Regions from separate parts of the Homo sapiens genome. Here regions 2 and 3 are each linked to region 1. A link is a contact called in ENCODE Hi-C or POLR2A ChIA-PET data. All regions are on one chromosome and are shown on one strand. Each heading gives the region's core, a stretch centred on a gene start or an enhancer-like site at or near the end of the contact. The rest is flanking DNA. Distances are from core to core; before and after follow the strand shown. Region 1 holds the start of RDUR (RIG-I dependent antiviral response regulator RNA). Region 2 has its middle 24 kb from the start of GPR15. Region 3 overlaps CBLB (Cbl proto-oncogene B).

The links. Hi-C counts contacts between places; a loop is a spot of excess contacts on that map. ChIA-PET counts read pairs that join two places held with the same protein, here RNA polymerase II (POLR2A). Pooled maps may share reads with other maps.
Region 2: a loop to region 1 is called in a map with no recorded cell type, with 7 times the contacts of the local background. The contact joins the enhancer-like site here to the promoter of RDUR in region 1. A Hi-C loop is called at or near these places in 3 of 37 single-sample maps with no recorded cell type and 5 of 50 pooled maps.
Region 3: a loop to region 1 is called in a pooled map, with 2.7 times the contacts of the local background. The contact joins the enhancer-like site here to the promoter of RDUR in region 1. A Hi-C loop is called at or near these places in 4 of 50 pooled maps. POLR2A ChIA-PET finds 5 or more read pairs at or near these places in 2 of 52 experiments (BJ and activated T-cell).

What each region holds. Positions count from the first base shown.
Region 1 is chr3:101,939,608-101,942,539 of GRCh38, reverse strand. RDUR (RIG-I dependent antiviral response regulator RNA) reads right to left here and starts at 1,681. Exons shown (of 4, transcript NR_026934.1): 1 at 1,515-1,681.
Region 2 is chr3:98,554,879-98,557,809 of GRCh38, reverse strand. No RefSeq gene overlaps it. Among named protein-coding and RNA genes, the nearest start is that of GPR15, 24 kb to the right of the region's middle. RefSeq lists enhancers at 1,247-1,326, 1,457-1,776, 828-2,027. Within about 2 kb of position 1,454, at least 6 of the 41 ENCODE cell types and tissues checked have a DNase peak (open chromatin) inside an H3K27ac peak, as active enhancers do.
Region 3 is chr3:105,829,474-105,832,356 of GRCh38, reverse strand. The region is part of intron 3 of CBLB (Cbl proto-oncogene B); the gene reads left to right. Among named protein-coding and RNA genes, the nearest start is that of CBLB, 38 kb to the left of the region's middle. Within about 2 kb of position 1,381, at least 7 of the 41 ENCODE cell types and tissues checked have a DNase peak (open chromatin) inside an H3K27ac peak, as active enhancers do.

The DNA.
Region 1 (2,932 bases), core at 432-2,931:
CGACAGATGTGACAGTTATGGAGCAGTTCCTAAGTTTTCCCACATGAACCTGGTAGTGGAAAGCAAGATTGCAATATCCTGCCAAACATGCCAAACAAGCAGTAAATCAGCAGAAGGCAATCATAGGCTGTTCTCACATGCTGATTGAAAGTGATTTTCTTAGTATTTTGGATATTTAATAAAAGTTTTGTGACTCTCGTTAATCCTGGAATAATAATTGTATGAGACCACGATGCTAGCAGAATTATTTAAAAACCAATCATGCAAATTTTAACAAAGAGCACCAGAATTCAATGAAAAGCCCAGTTTAAGAGGCCAAAAAGAAATTTCTTGAAGTTTTCCTCAAAGATAATTTCTGAATCTTCTTAGAAAGAGAAGCCTATATACTTGTAGAAACTAAAGTGAAATAGAGAAAGGAAAGCTTTAAAGGCATCATTTCAAATAATTCATTTTTAGAGTTCAAAAAGCATCAACAACTGTTTAGGAGAATAAAGTTAACCAGATTTTTTTTATCTTGCATTTAAATTAAAACATCAATATTAATTTAACCTTTTTCTTGGTCTTTGCTTGCTAAACTTATAATGGTGTATTTGATGATAAAATGATGAGTAAACAAATTTTCCCTGAGTTATGGGTATATATTCAATCTCAGACACACAAAGCTGTTGGAGGGATGACGATCACAGCCCAAGCCCTCACAAAACCTGAATGCCAAGCAACTTAAGCAGAATTCACCAAAACCACACCATCTCAGAGATTGCCTTCTGATTTTCAAAGTGTGTCTAATGGAGCAGTAAATGCTCTATGTTATGCTTAAAAATGTGTTTTGAATACTATTCTTTTTAGACAAGTTTATAATGAAATGAAACTTTGTCAACCATATAGATGTGTGCTGTCTTAACCAGAAGAAACGACTGGTCAGGGTTAAACTGCTATTTTTCATCTTAAAGAACTTTTTTAATCGGACTTAATTTGGCTACTCAAAGGCCTTCTTGGATGATATCCAAGTTCTTACTTATGATTTAAGTTTGTGAAATAAGTGGCTTATGTAAGGGTAAGATATGACTACAAACCGTCCAAGATTTGTGTTAGTTCGACTTAACAATGGTGTGAAAGCAACATGCGTTCAGTAGAAACCATACTTCAATGATTGCATACCTATGCAATCATTCTGTTTTTCACTTTCAGTGCAGTAGTCAATAAAGTACATGTAATATTCAATACTTTATTATAAAATAGGCTTTGTGTTAGATTATTTTGCCCAACTGTAGGCTAATGTAAGTGTTCAGAGCATGAGTAAGGTAGGCCAGGCTAATCGATAATGTTCAGTCAGTTAGGTGTATTAAATGCATTTTGAACTCATGGTATTTCAAGTTTGCTATGGGTTTATCGGGACTTAACTCCTTCATAAGTTGAGGCACATCTGTATTATTAAATCCTAGTCAAGCCAAGCCAACACCATCAGTCCCAGCAACACTGAGTGACCTGCCCCAGGCATTTTCTGAGGTGCTTACCTTACTCTTATATCCCACCTTGAAAGAATCAGACTCTGAGAAGTCTTGTCACAAACCTGTGGTCCATCAATTAACAAGCTTTTATTGAGCACCATTCTGTACTCAGCACTTACATTCACGAAACCTTAAACTCCTCTGTGTACTTAGTCTGTTTTATCTCTGCTTCTGTCAGAATGAGTGCCGTTACATGAGGGATCCCAGGATCCCACCAGCTTGCCTGACATATCGGGTTTCAGGGCGCCGCTGTGATGACTTACAGCCCAGTCTTTTCAGTACATTGTCATTTCCTCTCTTTACCACATCTCATTCTTTCCAGGGCATTTCCTCTATTTTCAAATACAGGGCAGTTTGCCAACATATCTTCTGTTTTGGAATAGTAATCATTACACTATGCCGAGAATTTAAAAAGCATTAGAATGGAGACTGCTTTTAAATCCCCCTCACTCTGTCAGCATAATCCTAGGTATTGCTGCTTCTCTTGGGACACGTACTTATTTCTATTTCTTACTTTTCTGACCGAATTCCAATAATTACCTCATAACCCAAGGAAGCTGCCCTTTTTTCTTATTATTCCTCTTATCTTTTCTCTTTCTCTTCTCATAAACAGTGGTTCTGTTGTCTATAAGACTTTCACTTTCAAGCATAGGTCTGTATATCAAAGTTAAACTATTTTAATTGAACCAAAAGGTTTTCAGGGCCTGCAAGACTAGCTACTTAAAAATATAGATATATTAATTAGACACAGGCTCAAAACCTTATTGTATCATGAAGGGAGGAATGGGTAAGTGTGAACAAGTAAATAAATAACCACTAAAATGAGAACTAAGGTGAACATGAGAGGTGCAAAGTCTTTTGGGGGCCAAAGCAGAGAGAAATCCCATATGTTTAAAGAATCAGGGAAAGCATCATGGTAGAAATAGATTTCAAAGATTGAGACTGCATCGTTGTCAATCCTAGACCCAGGAGGAAAGTTAATAGAATAGAAAAGTAAGGACATGTTGAAGGAACAGTGAATGGTACCACTTGGCCAAAATAGACCTCACATGTAAGAAAGTCATGGCACATATGTCTCTAAGATAACTTGGTCCACATGTTTTCCTACTTCATTTTCTTGGAAATGATGAATAAGTGAAGTCTTCTGAGCAGAAGGGTGTCCTAATCAGAGCACACATGAGGAAGAAAAACCAACCAGCAGTGAATGCGGTGAATCCAAATGTCTGAAGCAGGAGCAAGAGCCATGTCGGGAGCCGCAACAATTGTCCAGACAAGAAGCAACACAGTCCTGAACTGAGCAGGCCACAACGGAAGGAAGAAAGGAGAAAAAAAACGTGGAATGAGCATCTGCATTTCAGGAACTGCATGAGGTCCTTGATGCATATTATTCCATTTAATGGAAAAGAAAAGTGAGTATGAGAGGC
Region 2 (2,931 bases), core at 205-2,704, 3.4 Mb after region 1:
GTCATTACGCATTTGTCCCAATCCATAGAATATACAACACCAGGAGTGAGCCCTAATGTAAACTAACAACTTTGGGTTATTACAATGTGTCACAAAAAAACCTCATCTCATATCCTTTGTCATATTAAGGTGCAAATAACTGATGAAAAATTCAAGTGCTACAAGGAAGCTGTGTAGCTGACAGGCTAAAGCTCCAGTTCAGCTTGCAAGTGGGTGTGAGAGTCTACGGCAGCTCACAACCTTCCCATGAATCATAAGAGGATGGGAGTGGAGATGAGAGGTGAGAGGCAAAACTGAAAGAGGAGAGGATTTGATTTGAAGGCACAAGATTTGGGTTCTGGTGGTGGCTCTATCACTTCCTGGATGAGTGATCTTGAGAATTCCCTGAAACTCGTTTTTCTCACCTGAGTAACAAGCTTAAGAATAGCACATTCTATCTGTGCTTTAATGAGGATAAATTGAGATAATATATGAGGACATGCTTCACTAATTGTAGTTATACAAAAATGCTGGTTATTGGTCACAAAAAAGGCAGATGTGCTTTTGAAACATTCAGACTACGGTTTGACAATGGGGCCAGTCTGCCTGTATTCCATCATTTTTACTCTCCTTTTCTATTAACTCCATGTGTCCACTTTCTCATCCTAAAATTGGAATAAAAATATTTACTCTCCTGGTTGCTTAAAGGATTGAAATAGAAATGCATGTAAAGTAGAAAAGTATCTGTCTCTCCCCGTCTCTACTCCAGTAAGTGATCAACCAAAGTTGTTGCAATTTCCTTCCAAAATCCACAGGCAATGACATTAATCTGTGTTATGCTCAATCAAAAGGCATGCCCCAGTGACCCAGAAAAGAAGAAACCTGTGACATTCCCATTATTTCCCACAGGGCACTGATCACTTTCTACTTCTCCTAGCTCACCGTGTCCATCACTCATTCCTCAACCCTTTGGGTGGGAATGAGGCATTTGCCCCTACCAGTCTATTAAAATTGCACCTAAATTTACCTTAGAGGAAGTAAATTATAAAGAGCTCTTTGGACTGTTAAAAGTGAAGTGATGTATTTAGAAAGCGAGAGAATTTAAAAATACAGAACCATGATCAATTCTGTTTTAACTTGCAGTATATAGTTGAGAGCATGGTGTACAGGTGGGAACTGGAAAAACTGATTATTTGTTACAGTTGTTATATTTCTGAAAAAGGTGTTTATTCTTGTTTTCTTCACATCTGTTTCCAGTTGCCACTTGTCTTCTTGGGTGGAAATAACTTCTTTTCTATGAACTGGCAGAGTTTCTCTGGGTGTGGGGAGGTTCTGAACTTTGCGTGAGAGTGCTCTCCTTAGTTCAGTAATGAGATCAGTCACCAAGTCACCCCTTTGCTCTCTGGTGATGGCTGCCACCTCTTGCTTTCATGAGAAATGATAAAGCAAATGAGTCAGTGCCTAGGACCCTTCAAGAATGGCACGCGATGCTCAGCTAACCTCAAACCTTAGCTCTAGCTAAGGAGGTTTCAAAAAAAAGCCTTTGAGAAACTCTCCTTCCAGAAATACAGGCATGCATCTGGCTTCCTTCTCTTTTTCTCTATTGGCCTTTTATTTGGCGTTCTGGATTTCATTTAACTTTTTAAAAACACTGAAGTATGATTTTTAGTTTGAATAAAAAAGCAGTGATGTAGTAACCTGTGATCTTCCCCTTTAAGGTAAGATTCTGCAAAATTTTATGAAAAGACAATGTAGTTTTGCATAGTAGATGAGGGCAGAAATGTTTACTTTCCTAATTACCAGTTACCTCCTGGTCAACAAGTACAATCTGAGATCTTTTTGCTTACGTAGCGCTGTCAATTTCCTTTTTTCACCTGAGATAATCTTTTGTTTCGATAACTGTTTTCATAACCCATGCCGTGTTTTTTCCTCTGTTGTTTTTCTTTTTCTTTTTCTTTCTTTTTTTTTTTTTCAGACGGAGTTTCGCTTTTGTTGCCCAGGCTGGAGTGCAATGGCGCCATCTCGGCTCACCGCAACCTCCGCCTCCTGGGTTCAAGCGATTCCCCTGCCTCAGCCTCCCGAGTAGCTGGGGTTACAGGCATGTGCCGCCATGCCCTGCTAATTTTGTATTTTTAGTAGAGACGGGGTTTCTCCATGTTTGTCAGGCTGATCTCAAACTCTCGACCTTAGGTGATCCGCCCGCTTCAGCCTCCCAAAGTGCTGGGATTACAGGCGTGAGTCACCACGCCTGGCCCCGTTTTTCTATTTTTTAAACTACAGTAATTCTCTTTGATTTAAATATTTGTAAAGATATGTACAATAAAACTATTCTTAAATCATAGGGGAAAACAAAATATGGAGCAATAGAGCAATTCTAAATGAAATGCAAGCCTAAACTACTTTTTTAACAAGCTTTGTAAATAATCACTTGTTTGCAAAGGAGGTGGTGATTCATGTGAGAGGAGTAGAAAGAAAGATTTTGGTCCCTTTGAAATTTTATTATTGTTCTTCTAAGTACATCGTCTAGAAAGAAAGCAAACCAATAGCGTTTTGGAATTGTTTAGTCACTAATTGTATTCCATGAGCATTCTTTCTGGTTCACTGGAATTCAGTGTATAAGTCTGGGGACAAAGTGAAGCTCTGAAGTTATGAGCTTTGGACAGCAGGATGGCGAATTAAGGTGGTGGAAAAGGAAACTTTGATGTTGGAGAAACTGGTGTAGCTCAGAACGTAGAACAGAAAAAGCCAACTATTTGGCCAAAGTATCCATCTTTTAAAGAGATACAGTTTTAATCAAGTGAACAGGTAGGACTTCAGTCTGGGTGTTTATTTTTGTCTATTTATACAAATTCTTTATCACTCAGATCAAAGAGTTTGCATTAGGTAGTATTATGTTTCTATATTTTCTTAAATCAATATACACAATGAATTGTTATTAGATCATAAGAAATG
Region 3 (2,883 bases), core at 132-2,631, 3.9 Mb before region 1:
CTGCTGAAGATTAGCATATTTAAAAGTTTTACTGAGAAGCACATAATTGGAACCTGATGTTTGTTATTTATCCTGATTCATGTTATATTTTCTTCTTAGTGGACATTAAAATTTCAAAATTGCTATAACAGAGGTGCTGTTGGGGTAGTTTCTTAGTTGTATATGGGTCGTATATTGTATATGGGAATCTTTTTATGGTACACATCTGTTTTCATCAAATAGGTGAGTAGTATTCGGGCATTACCTTATACCTTCTTTAAAGAATTTTCATCCATTGCTTTAATAATTATATTATGCCAGCTCTATTTAATATAATTAAATTTTTTTTTAAAATTTCCTGTTGTATCAACCTGAAACTACTTTGACTAGCATTTTGGCTGCAACCTTCTTTTCTTAACTGTTCAGTATCCCTCTGTGTATTTTTATTTGGTTCCCTTAATTGGAAATAATTTAAAAAACATAATGTGTGACTTTCTTGCTTACTCTTGAATAACATTTAAACTTCAGCCTCACTTGTCTAATTTCAGTTCTGAGGTATGTTCTACTTGTTGCCTCCTCAAATTGCTTTGCCTTCCTGAAAAGTTTTTCTTTTGATTCTACATATTTTCAGGGGAGGGATAAAGATCTAAGCATAAATATCACCTCCTTAGATGGGTCTTTTTTGACCATCCTATCAAATAGGTTGTCACAGTTAGTATTGTGAATATTTTCTGATGATTTATTTTCTCCCCCAACAAATTTTAACTGTCTTTCAAAGTATAATTGAAGTTCTCATTCTTGAAGCATTTTCTGAATAATCAAGTGCTAGAACTTGAGCATTTTTTAGCTTTTACTTTTTGTCAGAACATTGTAGTTGGTGGTGTAGAGACAGTTCTATCTTGATGCTTCAGGTTCTCATTTCTACTTGAGGGAAGCTCACAATTTTCAGGAATCACGGAGGATGGCATTTGAGCCCGCCTGGCGGTCTGAGCCCACCTGGAGATCCCCATCCTTTCAATGGGGAAATGTATTTGAGCTATTCCCCAAGCTAATGCTCAGGTAGGAGATACAGGCAGGAAAAGATGTCATGGAAGATATTTTAAAGGAATGGGAGTATACGCCTAGCTTAGAATACAATATGTGAAAGCATATTGTATTGTGGTTCTTTGGTGCTGGATATCTCAGGAGTGGAGGAATTGAAGGATTGTGTTTTCATTTTTACACTTTTTCTCTTCTGCTCTTCTGATTTTTCAACCATGAACATGGTTATGTGTATGGTCTGGTTTGGGGGAAGTATATATCAGAAAAAATAAAACAAGAAAGGAAGTTACTCTGGTTACCATGCAATTTCGTATTTAAATGACAAGGTTTTGCATTTTGGATATTTCATGTCAGCCGTGTCTCCTCAGCTAAGTTCTAGTCACTTAGAAGTTTGGTGTCACTGAATTATAATTTTGGTGCTTCCCATGTTTTATATTTACACTAGACTACATGCTATATGGACAATGTGCAATCAGTTAATATCTGAATGAATGAATTGACCAACTTTTGAGAACAGAGTTTGACATAAATTTGGTGGTTTTTGGTTCATTGTGCTTTAATTGAAGGAGAAGTAGACATTGTACTTCACATTAGGCTACTCTTTAGATAAGCTTTCCATTACATGGCATGTGTCTTACTTTCTTACTTGATAATGGCTCTGTTTCTGAAATTATATAAACAGATTTTTACTGTTTTTAAACTTTACAACTTAATATTAGACTGTAAATTATTTACTTATTTATTGGAAACAAACTTTTAGATACAGAAATTGGTCTTTTAAGACAACAACAAAAAATACCTAGTTTTTAATCTGGCTCCTGTCTTTCATGACTAAGTCTGACTGATCTTTCTTGTTATATGATGCTTTATAAGATTGATTCTGTATCCGGGTTACCAACGCTTCCTGTAACAGAAGAAAAACATTCAGATCCTTATAGTGCTGAGTCAGGGGAAATTATTACATACAACAAAGGAAAAGTCTTTGATAGGAAATATTGCTTCTGGTAGGAAATTAAGTACAGAGTACAAGGATCTAAATGTCTGTCATATAAACAATGGGCAATCTTATTAGGCAATTTTGGACACCTATTACGTGGCTTTATTTATTTATTAATAGTAGGCTTTTCTCATCATGGTTCATGGGGATTTGTAAGGTAACGATACCCTGGACAGCCTTCCAAGATGTTTTGATGTTGGCAGCAATGCATTACTGGGGCAGGGGCAGGGGAGGAGGTAGAAAGTGTGATAACTCTGCATCACTCCTTCTTCTTTGTTCTCATTTATAACACCTAAGGCATTGGAATTCCCCAGAGTAAGAATTCTAGTGAAAAGGGAAGCAAATAAAATACATCTGACAGTTGGGATCCTTGGGTTTATACATGTGCTGACTAATTACATATGAAATGAGATATCCCCTTAAATTAAAACTATTTGAAGATACCACTTCAAATATATGTAATAGATGATTTACACTTCTTATCATGGCTTTCAATAGCAAGAATTTCTCTTGCAGTAGGATAATTAACTAGAAATATAAAGAAATGTTTCAAAAGTATAATAATGTAGAAGAAAAATAGAAAAATTTGATTTTGGAAGAAATCTTCCTCCATTATTATGAAGATAGCTGCAGTTTGGTTTTTTTTTTTTTTTTTTTTTTTTTTTTTTTTTTTGGGACGGTCTTGCTGTGTCGCTCTGGCTATGGTGTGGTGGCATGAACACAGCTCACTGCAGCCTGTACTTACTAGGTTGAGCCATCCTCCTGCCTCAGTCTCCAAGTAGGCTCCCAAGTAGGTGGGACTACAGGTACATGCCACTATGCCTGGCTGATTTTTAAATTTTTTGTAGAGACAGGGTCTCGCCATG